Regions from separate parts of the Homo sapiens genome. Here region 1 is linked to region 2. The links are chromatin contacts, found by Hi-C or POLR2A ChIA-PET in ENCODE. All regions are on one chromosome and are shown on one strand. Each heading gives the region's core, a stretch centred on a gene start or an enhancer-like site at or near the end of the contact. The rest is flanking DNA. Distances are from core to core; before and after follow the strand shown. Region 1 has its middle 10 kb from the start of MIR4732. Region 2 holds the start of SPAG5-AS1 (SPAG5 antisense RNA 1).

Region 1 (3,899 bases), core at 1,156-3,655, 270 kb before region 2:
CTCCCAAGTAGCTGAGACTACAATTGCATACCACCGCCTGGCTAATTTTTGTATTTTTAGTAGAGATGGGGTTTCACCATGTTGCCCAGGCTGGTCTCGAACTCCTGAGGCTCAAGCAATCCACCTGCCTCAGCCTCCCAAAGTGCTGGGATTACAGGCATGAGCCACCATGCCTGGCCCACTACTGGTCTTTTCACTGCTTCCTGTTGACCTTCAGGAAAAGGAGGCCTGAGTGGCTGCAATGAGACCCAACTAGGAGATGGTCCAGGTTGGCCTTAGTGTCAGGGACACTGACTTCAGCAAGAAGATGAGAGGGGCCTTGCTGAAAGAGATCTGAAGGGTGCTGGAGAGGAGGAAGGGGCAATGATGTGGGGGTAGGGAGTGAGGAGGGGATGCCTCAGCACCTGTACTAATGCCAGTGGACCCCTGGAATGGAGAAAGCCAGGCCTCTGTCCCCAGAGCCTGGAACCAGCCTCAGGAAGAGAGAGTGGAGAGTATAGAGCATTCTGCCTGAGCCTTCAGAGGCCTGCTAAGGCCCTGTTTACCATGAACTTCCATGAACCCAGGAAGGAAAGGGCTTAGTATATAGAATGGGCACCTGGAGTGTGCAGGTGATGCTGTTTCCTACCCTGTTGTGCTCATGACCCCACCAGCCTTAGGAATTCGATATAGAGGGTACCAGGCCTGCCCATCTTCCCTGCTGTGCCCAGTCCCTAGGCCTGAAGGCCCAGCACAGAGGGGGTTAAGGGCTCAGGAACGCTTGCCTCTGGGTGGGTGGGAACTGTCAGCAAGGAGCCTTGTCTGTCTTGATAATCCAGGCTGCCTATCTTTTCCACAGCAGCTGTGAAGCAAACAGGTTGTCCTGGCAGGGAGGGAGGAATGTAAAGGCCTGGCTGATGGCGGGAAGGATTTGAGGCAGTAGGGACACTCAGGCTCCACTCAACAGCCACCTTTAGAACTGTACCTGGCTGGGCGCAGTGGCTCACGCCTGTAATCCCAGCACTTTGGGAGGCCGAGGCAGGCGGATCACGAGGTCAGGAGATCAAGACCATCCTGGCTAACACGGTGAAACCCCATCTCTACTAAAAATACAAAAATTAGCCGGGCGTGGTGTCGGGCACCTGTAGTTCCAGCTACTCGGGAGGCTGAGGCAGGAGAATGGTGTGAACCTGGGAAGTGGAGCTTGCAGTGAGCCGAGATCACACCACTACACTCCAGCCTGGGGGACAAAGCCAGACTCCGTCTCAAAAAAAAAAAAAAAAGAAAGAAAAAAAAAAGAAAGAACTGTACCAGGAGACTGGAAAGGTCATGGCCCAAGTCTGGACTTGAGAGTCCCCACTGACCCAGAGAATAGGAACTGGAAGCTGATGAATAGAGTTAGGGAGGTGTTGAGAGGAAAATTTCCATTTCTGACTCAGTATGTGTCTCAACAGGGGTGCAAGGGGGACACTATCACGTGTACGTGCACGGGTATGAGTGAGCACGAGCGCCCACAGGTGTATGCCCCGTTGGAGAGAGTAAACAGGGAAAGCCCACTGCAAAGCCAGGAAGGAAGGAGCTTGGCATCTGTTGAGCTCCTGTTGTTCATGTGCCAGGCTCTAGGTTAGAACTATCCACCTTCACTGTCTCATTTCATCTTCACCAGCATGGAAAAGAAAGCATTTGAACCCCTTTTTTTTGAGACAGAATCTTGCTCTGTCGCCCAGGCTGGAGTGCAGTGGCACGATCTCGGCTCACTGCAACCTCCGCCTCCCCGGTTTCAAGCAATTCTCCTGCCTCAGCCTCCTCAGTAGCTGGGATTACAGGCCTGTGCCAACAAGCCCAGCTAATTTTTGTATTTTTAGTAGAGATGGAGTTTCACCATGTTGGTCAGGCTGGTCTCGAACTCCTGACCTCGTGATCTGCCCGCCTCAAGCTCCCAAAGTGCTGGGATTATAGGTGTGAACCACCGCGCTCGGCCTTTTTTTTTTTTTTTTTTGAAACAGAGTCTCACTCTGTCACCCAGCCTGGAGTGTAATGGCACTATCTCGGCTCACTGCAACTTCTGCCTCCTAGGTTCAAGAGATTCTCCTCCCTCAGCCTCTCGAGTAGCTGGGATTACAGGCGCCTACCACCACGCGTGGCTAATTTTTGTATTTTTAGTAGAGACAGGGTTTCGCCATGTCGTCCAGGCTGGTCTCAAACTCCTGACCTCAAGGGATCCGCCCACCACGGCCTTCAAACTGCTGGGATTACAGGCATGAGCCACTGAACCTGGCCTGAACCCCATTTTACTGTTGAGGAAGCCAAGACTCTAAGATCAGGTGCAGGGGCCAGAATCACTCAGCGGTAGTGTGGTGGAGCCCGGACTCTGACAAGTCAGTCAGAAGCTGTGCTTATTTCCTGCTAGCTCTCAGTACTCCTAGACAGGAAGCAAGAACCCTAATGTACAACCCCTGAACTGTGAAGGCGAAAGCTCTGGTTCAAGCCAAACATGGGCCTGTGATTTCAGGACAAGTGAGCTTCATGAGAAGGCTTGGCTCATAAACTGCAGGAGGTCAGAGAAAGGAGAGGGGATTGTTGCTGGATTGCAGCTGCCCAAGAGCAGTGTGTGGAAGAGGCTAAACAAGGGATTAGATGACTAGGCATGGTGGCTCATGCCTGTAATCCCAGAACTTTTAAGGGCTGAGGTGGGAGGTTTGCTTGAGGCCAGGAGTTTGAGATCAGGCTGGGTTGCACAGTGAGAACCCCCATCTCTATTTTTTTTTTTTGGTCACTGTTGTCAGCCTGGGTTGGAGTGCAGTGGCGTGATCTCGGCTCACTGCAACCTCCGCCTCCCAGGTTCCAGCAATTCTCCTGTCTCAGCCTCCCGAGTAGCTGAGATTACAGGCGCCTGCCACCATGCCCAGCTAATTTTTCTATTTTTGGTAGAGACACGGTTTCACCACGTTGGCCAAGCTGGTCTTGAACTCCTGACCTCAAGTGATTTGCCTGCTTCGGCCTCCCAAAGTGCTAGGATTATAGGCGTATGCCACTGTGCCTGGCCTCTATCTCTATTTAAAAAAAAAAATTTTTTTTTCTGAGATGGAGTTTTGCTCTCGTTGCCCAGGCTAGAGTGCAGTGGTCCAGCCTTGGCTCACTGCAACCTCCACCTTCTGGTTTGAAGAGATTCTCCTGCCTCAGCCTCCCAAGTAGCTGGGATTACAGGTGCCCACCACCATGCCCAGCTAATTTTTTTGTATTTTTAGTAGAGACGGGGTTTCACCGCATTGGTCAGGATAGTCTCGAACTGCTGACCTCGTGATCCACCCACCTTGGCCTCCCAAAGTACTGGGATTACAGGCCTGAGCCACTGCGCCTGGCCCTAAAAAAATTTTTTTAAGACAGGGTCTCACTCTGTCACCCAGGCTGAAGTGCAGTGGTGCGATCACGGCTCACTGCAGCTTCAACCTCCCAGGCTCAAGCGATCCTCCCACCTTAGCCTTCTGAGTAGCTGGAACTACAGGTACATGCCACCACACCAGGCTAATTTTTGTATTTTATGTAGAGATGGATTTTGTCATGTTGCCTAGGCTGGTCTCCAACTCCTGGCCTCAAGCAATCCACTCGCCTCAGCCTCCCAAAGAGCTGGGATTATAGGCATGAACCACCACACCAGGCTTCTACAAAAATTTTGTTTTAAAATTACCTGGAGCCGGGCGCGGTGGCTGACGCCCGTAATCCCAGCACTTTGGGAGGCCGAAGTGGGCAGATCATGAGGTCAAGAGATAGAGATCATCCTGCCCAACATGGTAAAACCCCATCTCTACTAAAAACACAAAAATTAGGGCCGGGAACAGTGGCTCACGCCTGTAATCCCAGCACTTTGGGAGGCCGAGGTGGGTGGATCACCTGAAGTCGAGAGCTCAAGACCAGCCTGA
Region 2 (4,142 bases), core at 1,453-3,952:
TCAATTTATTGGTTACTTGTTTGATAGAGTCTTCAATGTAGAAATGTTGTCAAAGCTTTTTTAAAAAAATTTAAATAGGCCAGGTGCAGTGGCTCACGTCTGTAATCCTAGCACTTTCAGAGGCCGAGGCGGGCAGGCAGCTTGAGCTCAGGAGTTGGAGACCAGCTTGGGCAACATGGTGAAACCCCGTCTCTACCAAAAACACAAAAAGTTAGCTGGGCATGGTGGCATGCACCTATGGTCTCAGCTACTCAAGAGACTGAGGTGGGAGGATTGCTTAAGCCTGGGAGGCAGAGGTTTCAGTGAGCCAAGATCAGCCAAACCACTGTGCCTGGCCCACATAAGTAATTTTTAATTTGCTAGTATCCACATTCAAAAAGTAAAAAGAGGGGCCGGGTAGAGTGGCTCATGTCTGTAATCCCAGCACTTTGGGAGGCTGAGGCGGGTGGATCTCCTGAGCTCAGGAGTTCAAGACTAGCCTGGCTAACATGGTGAAACCTGTCTCTACTAAAAATACAAAAATTAGCCAGGCGTGGTGGCACATGCCTGTAATCCCAGCTCCTTGGGAGGCTGAGGCAGAAGGATCGCTTGAGCCTAGGAGGTGGAGGTTGCAGGGAGGTGAGATCGTGCCACTGCACTCCAGCCTGGGCAACAGCGCCAGACCATGTTTCAAAAAAAAAAAAAATTAGATTAAAAAAAAAAGTTTAAAAAGGCTGGGTGGGGTCGTTCATGACTGTACTCCCAACACTTTGGGAGGCTGAGATGGGAGGATCGCTTGAGCCTAGGAATTCAATACCAGCCTGGGCAATATGGCAAGAGACTGTCTTTATAAAAAATTAGCCAGGCGTGGTGGCACATGCCGGTAGTCCCAGCTACTCAGGAGGCTGAGGCAGGAGGATTGCTTGAACCTAGGAGTTCAAGGCTGCAGTGAGCCATGATTGCACCACTGCACTCCTGCCTGGGTGATAAAGCAAGACCCTGTCTCAAAAGAAAATTAATTTTAATGTATTTTATTTAACCCAATATTCCTAAAATATTTCAATATGTAAACAGTATTAAAAAAAAAAAATATATATATATATATTTTTTTTTTTTTTTGAGACAAGGTCTTGCTTTGTCGCCCAGGCTAGAGTGCAGTGGGATGATCATAGCTCACAGCAGCCTTGAACTAGGTTCAAGCGATCCTCCCAAGCTGGGATTATAGGTGTGTGCCCCCAACCCTGCCACCCCTGGCTTAACTTTTTTTTTTTTTTGAGACGGAGTCTAGCTCTGTCACCCAGGCTGGAGTGTAGTGGTGCCATCTCAGCTCACTGCAACCTCCGCCTCCCAGGTTCAAGAGATTCTTCCTGCCTCAGCCTCCCAAGTAGCTGGGATTACAGGCGTGTGCCACCACACCTGGCTAATTTTTGTATTTTTAGTAGAAACGGGGTTTCGCCGTGTTGGGCAGGCTGGTCTCGAACTCCTGACCTCAGGTGATCCGCCTGCCTCGGCCTCCCGAAGTGCGGGATTATAGGCGTGAGCCACCGTGCCCGGCCCAAATTTTTTTTTTGTAGACATAGGTCTCACTATATTGCCGAGGCAGGTCTCGAACTCCTGGGCTTAAAGGATCCTCCTGCCTCTGTCTCCTCCGTGCTGGGATTACAGGCATGAGCCACCGCACCTGGCGATATTTTGCATTCTTTTTTTCATACGACGTGTTTGAAATCCAGTTTGTACAGTGTTTTACATTTATAGCACATTCCCACTGGGACTAGTCACATCTGAAGTGCTCAAAAGCCACTATGGCTAGGGCTAACGTACTGGACAACACAATGCTAGAGGAGCCCGTCCCTGAGGACGCTGCAGTTTATAACATCATAGTTCCTCCTCTTTGGACTGCTGCTTTCCCCCTATGTATTAAGACTTGCAGAGTGTAAACAGGGCGCCGTGAGTGTGCAAAGCACACACACCTTCGCAAACGGCTCACTCTGAATACTGACCTTTCGGCTGTCCTACCTTCAACAGGTTTCCCGTGCATAGGAGATCCAAGACAGCAGAAGGCAGGAGCTGGCGGGACAGGGAGGAAGAGCGGCTCTGCCGTTTACTATCTGTGTGACGCTGAGCAAATTACACACGGTCTCTCTGACTCAGCTCCTTCCTGTCACAAATGGGGATATTTATAGTATTTCTCACTACGTAGGTCCTTATGCGCATTAAATGAGCTACTACACGGCATTCGGCATAGCGCCAGGCACACACTCAATGTTCAATACATGTAGGCGGTTAGCCCAGTAAACTGGTAGCCGGCCTGAGTAAGTCCCAGGAAAAGCCCAGAAACTCTGGAGACATTACAGCCCAGGTCGAGAACCACGGCCCGGGCCGTCCCGGACGCGGGCCCACCAAGCCTAGGGAAGCCGCTCGGCACCGCTTCGGCTTCTAGACTCCCTGGCCGGCTCTTTCCCGTCAAGGCTGCGGCTGGAGAGGACTGAGGGAGACCTAGGGAGAGGATTCCTCTTCTCCATCCACGGAGACAACTTGGATATGAACACCATGGATGTGAGGAGGTCCGCTGGAAGCAGGAGGGATGGACTCCTGGACTCTCCAGCTACCTGCGTGGTCCTCCCCGGTGTGAGGACAGAAGACCGGTCCTGGGCCGGGCCCGCATCCAGCCCTACCGCCGGTGTCTGAGGTGAGGGCTCCGTCAGCGGAAAACGCTCGACAACGGAGGGGCAGGCAGGGCCGGGGGCGTGGTCAACGCGGGCCCCGCCCCCCGGGCTCTACCCCCGAGCGTACGCGCGCGCCTGAAGCAGCCAACCAGGAAGCGCAGAGCAGGTTCAAACACAGACGGCGGGTGAACATGGCGTCCTCGACTTGGTCTGAGACGTGATAGGCCTGCCTTCTGGTTGAAGATGTGGCGAGTGAAAAAACTGAGCCTCAGCCTGTCGCCTTCGCCCCAGACGGTAAGCGGGAGATCTCTGGCGGAGAGAACTGGGCCGGGCTGCTGTCGCGGGGGCACCGGCCGTGTCTACTGTCCTGGAAAGTTGGGTCGAGCCCGGGGTTGGGGGCTTGTGGAGTCTTTGTTCGCCTTGCTGCTCCTGCGCGACTAGGGTGCGAGCGTACTCTTCTAATCGCATTTTGGGCTTCTTAGGGAGGGAGGAGGGGCGGGCTGGCAGAACCCAGGCTTCCTCACACTCGCCCTCTTTCTTGGTTTCTTTCTCAGGGAAAACCATCTATGAGAACTCCTCTCCGTGAACTTACCCTGCAGCCCGGTGCCCTCACCAACTCTGGAAAAAGATCCCCCGCTTGCTCCTCGCTGACCCCATCACTGTGCAAGCTGGGGCTGCAGGTGAGATTCGCCTGGACAGCTTCTCGACTGGGCTGTTTGCCCAGGGTGAGAGCTCAGGGGAACAGAGGGCCAGGGCTACAATAATTAATAACGATAATGAAGTCTTCTACGTCGGTGACATCCATTTACAGCTATTCAGGCCAACAGAGAGGTGCCCTAGGGTGGTTAAAGGAAATCCAGTGAGAACTTGAATCTCTGTTTAGCTGTTAGTTTTTATTACCTCCTCCTCCTCCCTTCGACCTTTATCAAACTATTGAGAAATCCTACCACCCTGATTAGTGCTCTTCCTCCAACATGGGGTCACTTACGGAAAGGTCAGTCACCTGCAAGATTGAGGCAATATCCATTTACTCTAGGAGGTAGTTAGAACTCTCCTGGGATCAAGTTACACCACTGGAAGGTAGGGTACTTGAATCACCTTAGTTTAAACTAGCTCCTTGCAGAATTGCCCTCACTGATTTGTACTTTTGTTAAACGTTTTGAGAGACGTAGCCATGTAGAAACTGCATTTCAGTTGCTGTCAAAACTTGTCAAGGAAGCAGCTTGACTCCTGTATAAGATTCCTCCAAGAAAGGCTTTAGGACTAACTGCCTGGAAAAATTGTCTTCCTGAAGAAATTGCTATCCTTTTCTTTCTGATAATGAGAACTATGTAGTTTACCATATTTTCCCTCTTGCTCTGCCTTCTAGAAAGCTCAAGGCCAAACTGGATCATCACATACAGCTACTGTTATAGCTGTATAGGAAGTTTTGCTTCCTCTTTTTTGACCATGACTTTGTTATTTCATTAATCGTATCTATTCATTTTCATGCATATG

What was found. Hi-C counts contacts between places; a loop is a spot of excess contacts on that map. ChIA-PET counts read pairs that join two places held with the same protein, here RNA polymerase II (POLR2A). Pooled maps may share reads with other maps.
Region 1: a loop to region 2 is called in a pooled map, with 2.6 times the contacts of the local background. The contact joins the enhancer-like site here to the promoter of SPAG5-AS1 in region 2. A Hi-C loop is called at or near these places in 1 of 50 pooled maps. POLR2A ChIA-PET finds 5 or more read pairs at or near these places in 4 of 52 experiments (H1, T-cell, activated naive CD8-positive, alpha-beta T cell and 1 more).

The regions. Positions count from the first base shown.
Region 1 is chr17:28,869,842-28,873,740 of GRCh38, reverse strand. No RefSeq gene overlaps it. Among named protein-coding and RNA genes, the nearest start is that of MIR4732, 10 kb to the right of the region's middle. RefSeq lists an enhancer at 2,105-2,174. Within about 2 kb of position 2,405, at least 7 of the 41 ENCODE cell types and tissues checked have a DNase peak (open chromatin) inside an H3K27ac peak, as active enhancers do.
Region 2 is chr17:28,597,693-28,601,834 of GRCh38, reverse strand. SPAG5-AS1 (SPAG5 antisense RNA 1) reads right to left here and starts at 2,702. Exons shown (of 3, transcript NR_040012.1): 1 at 2,589-2,702; 2 at 1,980-2,137. It overlaps SPAG5 (sperm associated antigen 5), which reads left to right and starts at 2,810. Exons shown (of 24, transcript NM_006461.4): 1 at 2,810-2,939; 2 at 3,200-3,325. The coding sequence starts at 2,889. RefSeq lists enhancers at 2,300-2,379, 2,604-3,148 and a silencer at 2,590-2,899.